Regions from separate parts of the Homo sapiens genome. Here region 2 is linked to region 1. Evidence: chromatin contacts called from ENCODE Hi-C or POLR2A ChIA-PET data. All regions are on one chromosome and are shown on one strand. Each heading gives the region's core, a stretch centred on a gene start or an enhancer-like site at or near the end of the contact. The rest is flanking DNA. Distances are from core to core; before and after follow the strand shown.

The links. Hi-C counts contacts between places; a loop is a spot of excess contacts on that map. ChIA-PET counts read pairs that join two places held with the same protein, here RNA polymerase II (POLR2A). Pooled maps may share reads with other maps.
Region 2: a loop to region 1 is called in a map with no recorded cell type, with 4 times the contacts of the local background. The contact joins two enhancer-like sites. A Hi-C loop is called at or near these places in 1 of 37 single-sample maps with no recorded cell type and 5 of 50 pooled maps. POLR2A ChIA-PET finds 5 or more read pairs at or near these places in 3 of 52 experiments (GM12878, WTC11 and naive thymus-derived CD4-positive, alpha-beta T cell).

The regions. Positions count from the first base shown.
Region 1 is chr3:45,652,266-45,658,552 of GRCh38, reverse strand. The region is part of intron 2 of LIMD1 (LIM domain containing 1); the gene reads right to left. Among named protein-coding and RNA genes, the nearest start is that of LIMD1-AS1, 33 kb to the left of the region's middle. Within about 2 kb of position 1,637, at least 8 of the 41 ENCODE cell types and tissues checked have a DNase peak (open chromatin) inside an H3K27ac peak, as active enhancers do.
Region 2 is chr3:45,118,832-45,125,001 of GRCh38, reverse strand. The region is part of intron 1 of CDCP1 (CUB domain containing protein 1); the gene reads left to right. Among named protein-coding and RNA genes, the nearest start is that of CDCP1, 24 kb to the left of the region's middle. RefSeq lists enhancers at 24-523, 524-1,025. Within about 2 kb of position 1,806, at least 10 of the 41 ENCODE cell types and tissues checked have a DNase peak (open chromatin) inside an H3K27ac peak, as active enhancers do.

The DNA of each region.
Region 1 (6,287 bases), core at 388-2,887:
AAAAAAAAAAAAAAAAAGAATCTGCATGGTGGAGGGGATGGTTTATTTCCTAGTTGGTTGCTTCTATATACTTTCCTACACTTTCCCAAAGATTTACCAATGAGCAGGTATTGCTCTGATCATTTAAAAAATTGCCCAGCTGGCTAGATAAGTCCTCTTGCTGCCAGTTCCCACAGCTGAGAATTCCCATGTCCGGACACAGGAGGCCAGTACAGGGGGTTGGGGGACTACGTCTGATTTTCCTTTATTCCAAATTTTAAAAAACTGAGACTCCCCCACTGACCTAAGAGGGTGGGGCTTAGTTTGCTCTGAAGAACTCACACTTCATTTTTCACTTCGGTTTTGAAAGACCACCTGAGGTTAGAAACTGGATAGTGTATCAAAATATATTTGTTTGTATTCTGAGTGGGAGAAAAGCCTAACATCTACTGATTGTCTTCTGTGGTCTAAGTACTATGTTTAGGGCTTTCACATATATTTTTAAATGCTTGAAAACTTTGCCACACAGGTTACTGCATCACTCCACCTTCTGACCCTGTACTGTCACATGCCTTTTACGGAAGAAACTCACAAAGTCATTTCCTACTCAAAGCCATCACCTACTCCAGGTTTCAGTGAGCGTAGAAAGGGTTCAGTAAAGAGTCGGGCAGAAATAAAACACATCACATGTCAATGTCATGGAGCAGTACAAGGATACAGGAATTGATTATTTTTGGGAATCACTTGAAATCACACCCAAGGATTACTCCTAACTTTCTGGAGTAAAAATATGATACTTATGAATTACACATTATCGTTTTCATTTCATAAGTAAGGAAATTGAGGCTTACCCAGGTAGTAAGTGGGCAGGATGGGAACCCAGATTTGTCTGACTGTGAAGACTGTGCTTGTTCCACTGCACCATGAGGCCATGCAGCAGTATTTAATGCTTGTTGGATGCACACCTATATGCAGAATCCAGTTTCTCTCTTCTGCCAGGAAATGGGACAGGCCTTTCTTTCTTTTTCCTTTTTTTTTTTTTTTTTTTTGAGACAGCGTCTTGCTCTGTTGCCCAGGCTGGAGTGCAGTGGTACAATCATAGCTCACTGCAGCCTCGAACTCCTGGTCTCAGCAATCCTCCCGCCTTGGCCTCCCAAAGCGTTGAGATTACAGGTGTGAGTTACCATATCTGGCCGGAAAAGGGAATTTTCATTCAAACACTTTCTAGGTACTGGGCCTTTTACTTGCCTCATGTCTCACTTAAGTGTCATGAACAGCTCCGTAAAAACTCCTTGTGATGACAGGCATTTAGATGTAACTTGATAGGTAACCTTCCACTTGGAGACAGGCTAAAGTTTGTATCTTTGGAGAAAGGGGGTTGCTGAGAGGAGGCTGAGGCCAGGTAGGAAACAGCAAGCAACCTGGTGCTGAGAAGCAGGGAGGCAGAAAAGGTATTCTCCAGGCTGAATCACCCCAGATTTGGCCAATGAAACAGACGCCAACTAACCTGAAAATTCCTGGAATCACTGCCACTGTCCTGAAAGTTCCAATCAAGAGCAGGATCCAGAATCCTCCTTATTGACATTTAAGCTAGAGCACCCAACCGCCACTAGGTGGTGCCAAACCACAGCCAGGACAAGGACAGGTTGAAGCAGCACAATTTACCCCAAGCCAGCCAGCCCTGGAGGCCTGCTTGAGTCATTTCATTAATCTTGCAATAATGTGCCCTGACGTTTGGGCAGTTGAAACTCACTTGTCGGCTGGGCGTGGTGGCTCACGCCTGTAATCTCAGCACTTTGGGAGGCCAAGGTGGGCGGATCATGAGGTCAGGAGACCAAGACCATCCTGGCCAACATGGTGAAACCCCGTCCCTACTAAAAATACAAAAACCAGCTGGGTGTGGTGGTGCGTGCCTGTAATCCCAGCTACTCAGGAAGCTGAGGCAGGAGAATCGCTTGAACCCGGGAGGCCGAGGTTGCAGTGAGCCGAGATTGCACCACTGCACTCCAGCCTGGCGACAGAGTGAGACTCCGTCTCAAAAAAAAAAAGAAAGAAAAAGAAAAAGGAAACTCACTTACTATATTACGGTTGAGTTACTGATGCTTTTTTTTTTTTTTCTGATGGAGAAACAAAAGCTAAAGAGGTTAAATTCACCTATGTAGCTAAAAGTTAAATAGAAAAGTTGAGATTCGAACCCAGGTCTCTCTTGTGCAAAGTCAACACTCTTTCCACCACACTATACTGTCTCTCTTGTTTTCTGTTCCAAAAGGAATATCTCTCAGACTAAGGGGAATGTCTTAGTCATTTTAGGCTGTTAGAACAAAATACCATAAAGTGAGTAGCTTAAACAATAGACATTTATTTCTCACAGCTCTGGAGGTTGGAAGTCCAACATCAGGGTGCTAGTAGGGTCAGGTTCTTGGTGAGGATCCAGTTCCTGATTTACAGATGGCTGTCTTCCTGCTGTTTTCTCACATGGTGGAAAGGGAACTAACTACATCTCTGAGCTCTTCTTATAAGGACACTAATCCCATTCAGGAAGTATCCACTCTCATAACTTAATCACCTCCCAAAGACTCCACCTCCAAATACCATCATGTTGGGATTAGAGATTCAACATAAGGATTTGTGAGGGGGCGGTATAAACGTTCAGTCCTTCCAGGGAAGTAGATGGATTTCCTGGCATTCCCAATTAAACTTCCTTCTGCTCCCTTGAAGAGGCAAATTTCACTGTCCTCACTGACTTGTTATGGCGGCTCATACGTAGAGACGTAACACTAGGGAGCTGCTGCGGCTTTGGCAGAGCTAATAAGGACAGAGGACAAAATGGAATAGCCGAGGGATAAACACCAAAAACTTAGGTGGTTCTCAAACCTTAGCATGCTTCAGAACCACCAGGTGAGTTTGTTGAAACACAGACTGCTGACTTAGTAAGTGTGGGAAGGGGCCCGAGACTCTGCATTTCTAGTTAAGTTCCCTAGTGATGCTGATGGTGCTAGTCCAGGGACCACACTTTGAGAACCACCAAGTCAGACTATGCCTCAGGCTTGTCTCTGAACTGGCACTTCCATTTGATGCTGTTCATCTTGGTCAAAAATGCTAAGACCTAAACCATCCCTGAATAATCAGCATCAAACATAAACTGGGGGTGGGAGTGTCAGTGTTACATCTTTATAATTCTAGTTTCAGAATCGTCCTGCTTCCAGTAAAGGAATTCCCTCCACTAGGAAATAGCTGATGATCGTCACACTAAATATATACTCAATAGACCATTTTTACAGTTTAGAAGACAGTAGTCAAAATGCTCTTTATTTTCTTTATTTACATCAGCCGTTTATAAAATATTGACTGATAGGCCGAGTGTGGTGTCTCATGCCTATAATCCCAGCACTTTGGGAGGCTGAGGTAGGCAGATCACTTGAGGTCAGGAGTTCGACACCAGCTTGGCCAACAGGGTGAAACCCCATCTCTACTAAAAATACAAAAATTAGCCAGGCCTGGTGGCGTGAGCCTGTAATCCCAGCTACTCAGGAGGCTGAGGCAGGAGAATCACTTGAACCCGGGTGGCAGAGGTTGCAGTGAGCTGAGATTGCACCATTGTACTCCAGCCTGGGTGACAGAGTGAGACTATGTCTTAAAAAAAAAAAAAAAAATTGACTGATAAATGTGCAGACTCACAGAGAATCCACTCCAAAAAGACACTTCCTGTAGATGTAGTGAATGAATTTTTTCTTTTTTCTTTTTTTTTTTTTTTTTTTTTTGAGACAGGGTCTTACTCTGTCACCCAGGCTGGAGTGCAGTGGTGCAATCTCCTCCTGGGCTAGAGCAATCCTCCCACCTCAGCCTTGAGTAGCTGGGAACACACGTGGATGCCACCATGACTGGCTAATTTTTTGTGTGTATTTTTAGTAGAGACGGGGTTTCACCATGTTGCCCAGGCTGGTCTCAAACTCCGGGGTTCAAGCTATTCACCTGCCTCAGCCTCCCACAGTGCTGGGATTACAGGTGTGAGCCACCTGCAGGCCGTGAATGAGTATTTTATATTTGCCTTCAAGCCATCCTCAGTTTAAAAGAGAAAAATGCATCTGATAAAGCCGGTGTAGTTTAACAAAGGAAACAAGAGTTAAGGACATCACAAAGAGAGGTCAGCCATTTAATCTGACAAAACTAAAACGTGCAATAATACTCACCACTCTTCCTTCCCTATAAAATAGAAATAAGCTATAACCTATTCTGGAAACATAACTGGTCCTTGGCGGTAAGACTCCACCACAAATTTCAGTTCCAAAATATCTCCCTGAGAAGTAAAAATGCAAGGGTTTCCCAACAATGAGAAGAGTTTCCGAGAAAAGAAAGTAAAAATCAGTAGTCACTTGGATTGTTTTGATTGTACTGTCCCAGTTAGTGACTTCTACCTGTACTGTCCATGGTGGCTACTAGCCACATGTGGTTATTTATGTAAGTTTAAATCAATTAAGATAACATCAAAAATTTAGCGCCAGGGCTTGAACAAGTATATCTTGAGTACTTGATGGCCACTTGTGACTAGGGAAGCTTTAGAATATCTGCATCATCGCACAAAATTCTAACCAATCTACTTCTTCAAATAGCTTTTCTAGAATAGGTTCTTTTTTTTTTTTCTTTTTCTTTTTTTTTTTTTTTTTTTGAGACAGTCTTGCTCCGTCACTCAGGCTGGAGTGCAGTGGTGCAATCTTGGCTCACAGCAACCTCCGCCTTCTGGATTCAAGCCATCCTCCTGGCTCAGCCTCCTGAGTAGCTGGGACTACAGGCATGCACCATCACTCCCAGGTAATTTTTGTATTTTTAGTAGAGATGGGGTTTCACCATGTTGGCCAGGTTGGTCTTGAATTCCTGACCTCAGGTGATCTGGCTACCTCAGCCTCCCAAAGTGCTAGGATTAGAGGCATAGGCCACAACACCCAGCCCCAGAATAGGTTAACTCTTAAAAGATATTGCTAAAAACAAATCAATTTGGTTTGGCTCAAGTGAAGGAGAGATCCAGCCTCGATTTTGCAGGCTTGCCAAGCCTCAGTAAGCCAAGGAGCACAGCAGAAAGGGGCAAAGTGGAAAAGCACTCAGGCTTGGGGTCCAACCTTGCCTTTGCCCCTTCCCTGAAATGAGACCCTGGCTGTCACCCAAACCCTTCAGGTTCCCTGGTAAGGATAAAAGTGGGATCACAGTAGGGAACGCAGCCCAGTGCACCTCATACCAGGCATCTGGTGTGACTGTTGCCAGCATCCCTACCTGACCTTCCGTTTCCTCAAATGACACCCACCAGAGCTAAGAATCATAACCACCACCCTCTCTCCCTCCTCATCCAAATCCCCTACATCACTCCTTCCTTCTCAGTTTATCTGTGGCAAAGGGCTAGGTATGGGAGGCTTTTGTTTTTAATTTCCATCTGTCAGACTTATTATCTTGTAAAATACAATAATATAGAAAAATGAAACATAAAATCCAAGCCCCAACTGTAGTTATTATCCAATTCAACTGACACAAAGCCACTCTGTCAAACTCTTAGGAAGGTCTCTAAACGTTCTCATCTCTTTCTCGGCCTTTGCTGGTGCTGGCCAAGGACCATGTTCTGAGCACTGCTGCCTCACGCTCCAATTCTCTTCTCACGTGCCACTCCAAAGTCTTTGTCTTATAGTTAGTTTTCCATTTCCCCTATTCCAGGCTATTATCGTCTGGATCAGAGATGAGAATACTGCACACAGAGACAACCCAGAGATGTGCAGAGGGTCTCCGTTAAGTGTTCAGCAGAGCATGGATCAGCTCTTGCCTGTGAGGAAACTAACCAAAGTCAGAGGACAAACATCTGCAGGATTCGCAAGAACAGTGCCTGGCACCCACAAAAGCTGGAAACAGTGCCTATTCCCACCAGCCCTGAGAATGAGGAATAATAGAGCCCTAGACTGAGCTCTGCTTTGAATTCATCTAATAAATCATAAAAGCAAGACTAGAAAGAATCACTGTTCCTAAATAATTTAACAGCATCCCAGAACAATGCTCAGAAGATTGAAAGAATACAAAATATCCAAGACTCAAAAAGGTAAAGTTTACAATGTCTGGCAGCCAATCAAATATTCCCAGGCATGCAAAGAGGCAGGAAAGCACAACCCACAGGGAAGAGAATAATCAATCTATGGAAATCAACCCCGATCAGACACAGATATTAGAATTAGCAGAGAAGGACATTAAAAGCTATTGTTTCTATATTCAATATGTTGGAAATGTTAAGTAGCAACATGGAAAATATTTAAAAGGCTCAAACTGAGCTGCTAGAG
Region 2 (6,170 bases), core at 557-3,056, 530 kb after region 1:
AGTACCTTGAAGTTCCCTGGTGTCCTAAAATTACTATTTGGGTCTAATGAACAGACAGGCAAATGTTCATTCAATGTGTGTGAATTCAACACTCGCTCCCTGCAGGGAATAAAGGTTGGGAGAAATCATTGCAATGGTGTGTGTGTCCCCTTGGGGTGGATATGAGGTAGGGTATAAACTTGCCAATCTGCTGGACATCCTGGGGCTCCCATGGTGTGCACATCCACAATTTAATGAAACGTATTTTGCAAACCTGGCCCCTAAAAGCATATCACGACTTATCTGATGCTCAGTCTGAAAAGCAGGGATCTGCTCCATGGATGGAGGAAACACCAGCTGCTGGACTTGTTGAGAATGGAATGTTGGTCTGCAATGTGACCTCTTCCTAAGAGAGGACAGGGCTATTTTGGCCATAAGTGGAACCTGACTCACATGCAAGCCGTGACTGAGCAGCCACAAACTTCTTGGTTTCTGAGTCTGCCTCCCTTGGCATCCTGGGCACTCCTCCAGGGCACCATGCATCTTAATATGTATCTCCTGGTGCCTAGGCTGAGCCCAGCCCTGGCTGGGAGCTGCTCAGTCCATCTTCCTTGGACAGAGAAGGTGAATGAGAGCCGAGTCCCACAGGCAACCACACCCAGAATTGAGGCAACTTGTTCCAATTCGTCTACAAATTTTAGACGGGTTGCCAGTTATTTTGCCAGTCTTTTAAACTGTATTTGACAGATCTGGGAGAAAAATGACTTCCGGTGTTTATCACCTGGAATTCCCTCCCCTACATTAGTTTCCCTTACTAGAATCGAGAATTGCAAAGAAATAGGATGGCAGGGAGAAGAAATAACAGGGATGTGTGATATGGTGATTAATGAATGGTGAATCATGAATGATGATTAAAACAAATGGAAATTCTTCCCCCAACCCTGCCTGCCCAGGAAGGAGCTGGTGAGGCAGATGCTCACAAAGGTGTCCTAATAAGGAGAGGTCAGGAGGCAGGAGAGCTGAAGAAAAGAGCTGTGTGTGACTCAGGAGCCCAAGCCTGTGCCTTGTAAGCTTTTCCAAATGCCCTAAGCCCAGGAGCCCATGCACTGCTCTAGTGAAAGCTTGGATGCCTTTCAGCCCATAAAGCCTCAAAGTCACACCAGAATCTGGAGCATTTCTAAGTTTCTCTGAACCTGGGTAATGATTTTCTGAAATATTAGACCAATGAAATACCAAATTCCTGGGGAGGCAAAAGAAAGAGATGTGATCCAAGCATTTGTGATCAAATGAGCTGACAAGTTACTCTACTTAAGCAGTGGGGATTTTACCACTGTTTTTATTGCAGCGAAATAAATGCCTCCAGAGTGGCAGAATTGGTGGGGGTCAGGAGAGAGTCCACATTTCAAGTATGTACAAGGTGTTGAATCATTATCTTCTTGCTCCTGTTCACCCCTTCTAGCTAACTTATTTATCAGTTAGGATGAGGGGGATCATTAAAAATGACAGCCATGTGAGTGATGTGTCCTTGGCTGTGACCCTAGAAAAGAGCCTATAATATAAGTCATCTCCTCCTGTTGGAAAGGTAGCTAAATTCAGCTTTGCCTATCATGTGTCTTTAGCTTAGTTGTTTCCTCTGAACTATGAGCTGGACACCAGGTGGGGGATTACTCAAGCCCAAATTCTCTGGTCTGGTATACCAAAGAATAGTTACAAACTACAGCTGGACAGTAGAACGTGCTGGGTTGATCATCTCAGCCAGGGCAAAGAAACATATTAAGACGTTAAACATCTACCAGGAGTGAGTCATTTAACCCTCGTAAGGTTTCATCTTCCTTGATTGCAAAATGAGTTTGTGTGAAAGACCATAAATAAAAAATAGAAACAACAGAAGTAGCATTAGTAATTCATGAAGGAAGGACTGGTATATTCAACGCTTAGAGTTGGAACAATGGGCTCTCCATATGGAAAAAAAAGTAAAAGCGAATCCCTACTTCTCACCATGGACCAAAAAAAAAAAAATCCCTACGTCTCAGCATAGACCAGTACAGATTCCCAGAGCCCTTGTTATACCTACTAGGGCTTAGAACTTTATCACAGACCATTTGTAGGCCCTTAGTCTAGGCTATTAATTCCCTAAGGGCAGGGACTCTGGCTGTTTTTATCATTAAGTCATTTGCACCAAGTGTGTCCCTAGAATAGATTATGAACCCAGAAAATGTTTGTCGAATGAATACATCATTTCCAAAATTCTTTAAAAAATGAATTTCTAGGCCAGGTGCAGTGGCTCACACCTGTAATCCCAGCACTTTGGGAGGCCGAGGTGGGCAAATCACTTGAGGCCAGGAGTTCAAGACCAGCCCAGCCAACATGGTGAAACCCCCTCTTTACTACAAAATACAAAAATTAGCCAGGCGTGGTGGCACACCTGTAGTCCCAGCTACTCGGGAGACTGAGGCACGAGAATCACTTGAGTCCCAAAGGCAGAGGTTGCCAAGATCACGCCATTGCACTCCGGCCTGGGCAACAGAGGGAAACTCTGTCTCAAAAAAAAATTTCTAAAAGAGATTATACATTTTTCTGGCTGGGCACAATGGCTCACGCCTGTAATCCCAGCACTTTGGGAGGCTGAGGTGGGTGGATCACCTGAGGTCAGGAGTTCAAGACCAGCTTGGCCAACATGGTGAAACCCCAGCTCTACTAAAAATACAAAAATTAGCTGAGCGTGGTGGCACATGCCTTTAGTCCCAGCTACTCGGGAGGCTGAGGCAGGAGAATAGCTTGAGCCCAGGAGGCGGAGGTTGCAGTGAGCCGAGGTTGCGCCACCGCACTCCAGCCTGGGCAACAGAGTGAGATTCCGTCTCAAAAAAAAAAAAAAAAATACAGATTATACATTTTTCTTTGACTGTCATTATAAAAGAATACCTTGCCATATACCCAGAATTATTTTGGGTACTAACCTGGCCAAACAACAGAGAAGAACTGAGTGGAGAGATTTTGGTGAGATCAGCTTTGGTCTTCTCTGAATCTAAGTTAAAGAGATTTAAAATATTACATATACCTAGGCTTCCCCCAAAATATTATTAAACCATATTTTAACTGTGGTAATGATTATTCTTTTATTAATTTATTACATGCCTACTTTGTGTGAAAACATGATCTTTTGAACACTTTTTCTTTTTATTAAGGTATAGCTTACATAAAATAAACATCATCAATTTTAAGTGTACAGTTTGATGAATTTTGGCATTTGTATACAAGGTGTAATCACTGCTATCGTCAAGATACAAAACAGTCCCCTCACCCTGCACGGTCTGCTTTGCCCCCTGGTACTCCATTCCCTCTCCCCATCTCTAGCCTTAGGCAATGCAGCTCTGCTTAGCGTCTAGCACTGATTTAAAATAATGATCATAGGGGCAGGAATTTTTAAATAAAGGATAAAAAAGCTGACAGAAGGGGAAATGGGAATAAGAAAGAAATTGGTAACATAGCTAGATGGGCTGTAGCCTCAGATTGGACTCAGCTTCACTTGCTGGTGAATTAGCCCAACTTGGAGAGACTGAGGGCTCCAAGAATTTTTTTTACAAATAACACAGTTAGACGTTTTCATGATTACAGAAAAAGAACACAAGAGTTGTAATATACAGCTCAGATATAAACCTGGCAACTGGGTTTCTGAACATAGATCTGGATTCATTTTTAATCTGACATCTTGAGGAACTCCTCAGCCTCAGAAGATTCTAAATGGCCACACTGCTTGAAGACCAAGCATTTGAGCAAATAAAACTTCTGCCCCTGAGAATATATTCTCTCTCAAGCTATTAATTAAAAGATGCATAGTCCCTTGTTCTTGCCAGGATTTATTAGCCGAAAGTAAAATATGGGAATGGTAGTATGTCTATGAGAAATTAAATGCGGTGAAGACAAGCACACAGGGACTAATAGTTTTATATGGAGTTGTTTTGGGGCTTAAAACGTTTTGTCTCCTCGTGGGGATCAGGCACTGCCTTGGTCGTGGGGCTACCACTAAAAAATACGGGCAAGTTCCTGCTGCCTCCTGTAGGAGCTCACGGACATCAAGCGCAGGGTTCAGGAGGACTGAAGTGGTGGGGGGAGGGGAGCACTTTAGGTGGGCTGGTCAGGGAAGGCCACTCTGAAAATGTGACCTTTGTGCTGAGACCGGAATGACAACAAGGAGCCAGCTTTTTCTAGAGAAAGCACTTTTGGTGTCAGGACCAGCATGTGCAAAGGCCCTGAGGTGGGAAAGAGGTTGGTGTGTTCAAGAAAGAAGGCAAGACTGGCCTGAACACAGTGACTAAGGTGGAGAGGGTTACACGCAGAAGCCAGAAAGACAAGAAGTTTTGCCCCAAAAATGGAAATCTAAGCACTCTTGCAGTCATAAAACTGGCCATGGCAGTGCCCTGGTGCCCAGAGAGATATGTCATTTCTGAGCAGTAGTTGGGAATTCTTCCAGTTACAAAGTCGCTTCCTACTTACTCAGGTAATAGTCATAGACTCAGAGCTGGCAGGGAGTGTAGAGTTATTCTAGCCCCACCCCTTCATTTTACAATGAAGGAACAGAGGCCCAAAGAGGGTAAAGTTCATACCTGAAAAACCATTCTAAGTGAGGTCAAAAGGCAAACGATAAACTGGGGAAAATATTTACAGTTCATATAAGGTTGGGAGATCAATTTCCATACTATGTAAGGAGCAGCTGGCCAGTGGGGTTGGAGCAGAGTGTAGAATGGAGAGAGAGGCACAAGAAAAGGGTGACAGAAATCCAAATGTGTGATCACATACAGCTGCTGAGCTGTGGGAATACAGCATGCTCACTCATGGCAGCTGGCAGAAGTACATCCAGTCTTGTGCAGGCTAGCAGTTATGGTAAAATTATAGCACATGGCTCGTCCAACACTGAAGAGGACTCAGATGTCATTCAGCAGGTGCATGGATAAATAAATCATGGCCTATTCTGTCAATGGAATAGTACTCAGCAATAAAAAGGAGGAAACTACTGACCCATGCAGCAGCGTGGGTGAATCTCACAAGCATGCTGAGCAGAAGCAGCCAGCTACAAAAGAGAAAGTACTATAGGCTTCCATTTGCATGAAGGTCCAGAGCAGGACAAACTCATTGACAGTTTTCTAGGACTTGGAGTGGAGGTTGACTGCAGAGGGGCACTGAGGGAACTTTTGAGGGTGAGGAAAATATTTGTATATCCTGATTGTGGTGGTCACATGAGTGTATACATTTGTCAAAACTCTCAAAATGAGTGAGTCCTTTTTAATGTGTGTAAATTACTGTCAATAAGGTTGATTTTTTAAAAATAAATTTTTACAAGGAGGGAAAAAAGAATAGATGGGAAACAAAAGCTTCTGATTAGATTGCTATTCATTCACTAACTGTTTATCAAGCACCATTTGTGTGCCAGCACGATAACAGATCCCGACCAGCTGTTTGTACCAGAACATGGTGCTACATGAACTGTGAGCCCCTAGGCTCCCTCCACAGGATTTACCTACAGACGATCTTCCCATCATCTGCTGTTCCCAGGCCATCAGCTGCCCGGAGACTCATAATCAGAATCCAAGATAGGGCAGGGGCAGTGTCAGCTAAGGAGAAAGTGGCTCTCCCTTCTTGGTCTAAGAGCACTTAATCAATCAAGCAAAGCAAATGGGAAGGAGATTGGGCTTGTTTGTGAACCAGAGCCCTACTCTGACATTTGTACAATTCTGTTTAATAACCAACCCCCACCTCACTTGCTTGATACTGTTTGCTCAGGTGTTTTTTCTAAACCCCAATCTGAGATAATAGCATTGTTTTGCTCTAACTTTCCAAATTCATTGATATAATATGATTATATCTAATTTCTGCAAATGTTTTTCTAGCCCCCACTACCATACGTACATACATATGTATGTATGTACGTACGTGTGTATGTGTGTATGTGCTGGGCATATAAAGCACCCAGGGCAAGGGACAGCAGCTCTTTGCAGATAAATGTGTCTCCCTATGATGGATGGTTTCTGTGTGTAGACTTTGTTCTACTGTCATGTTGAGAAAAGGTGTGGTGGTTACTCTGGTTGTTATTTAATACTGCTCAGATGGGATATCTAACAGCATACTGCTCAAGACATCTAGAATGTGGTATAGTGTTTTCAATTTGTAGAAAAATTAATAATCCAAACAAGAAA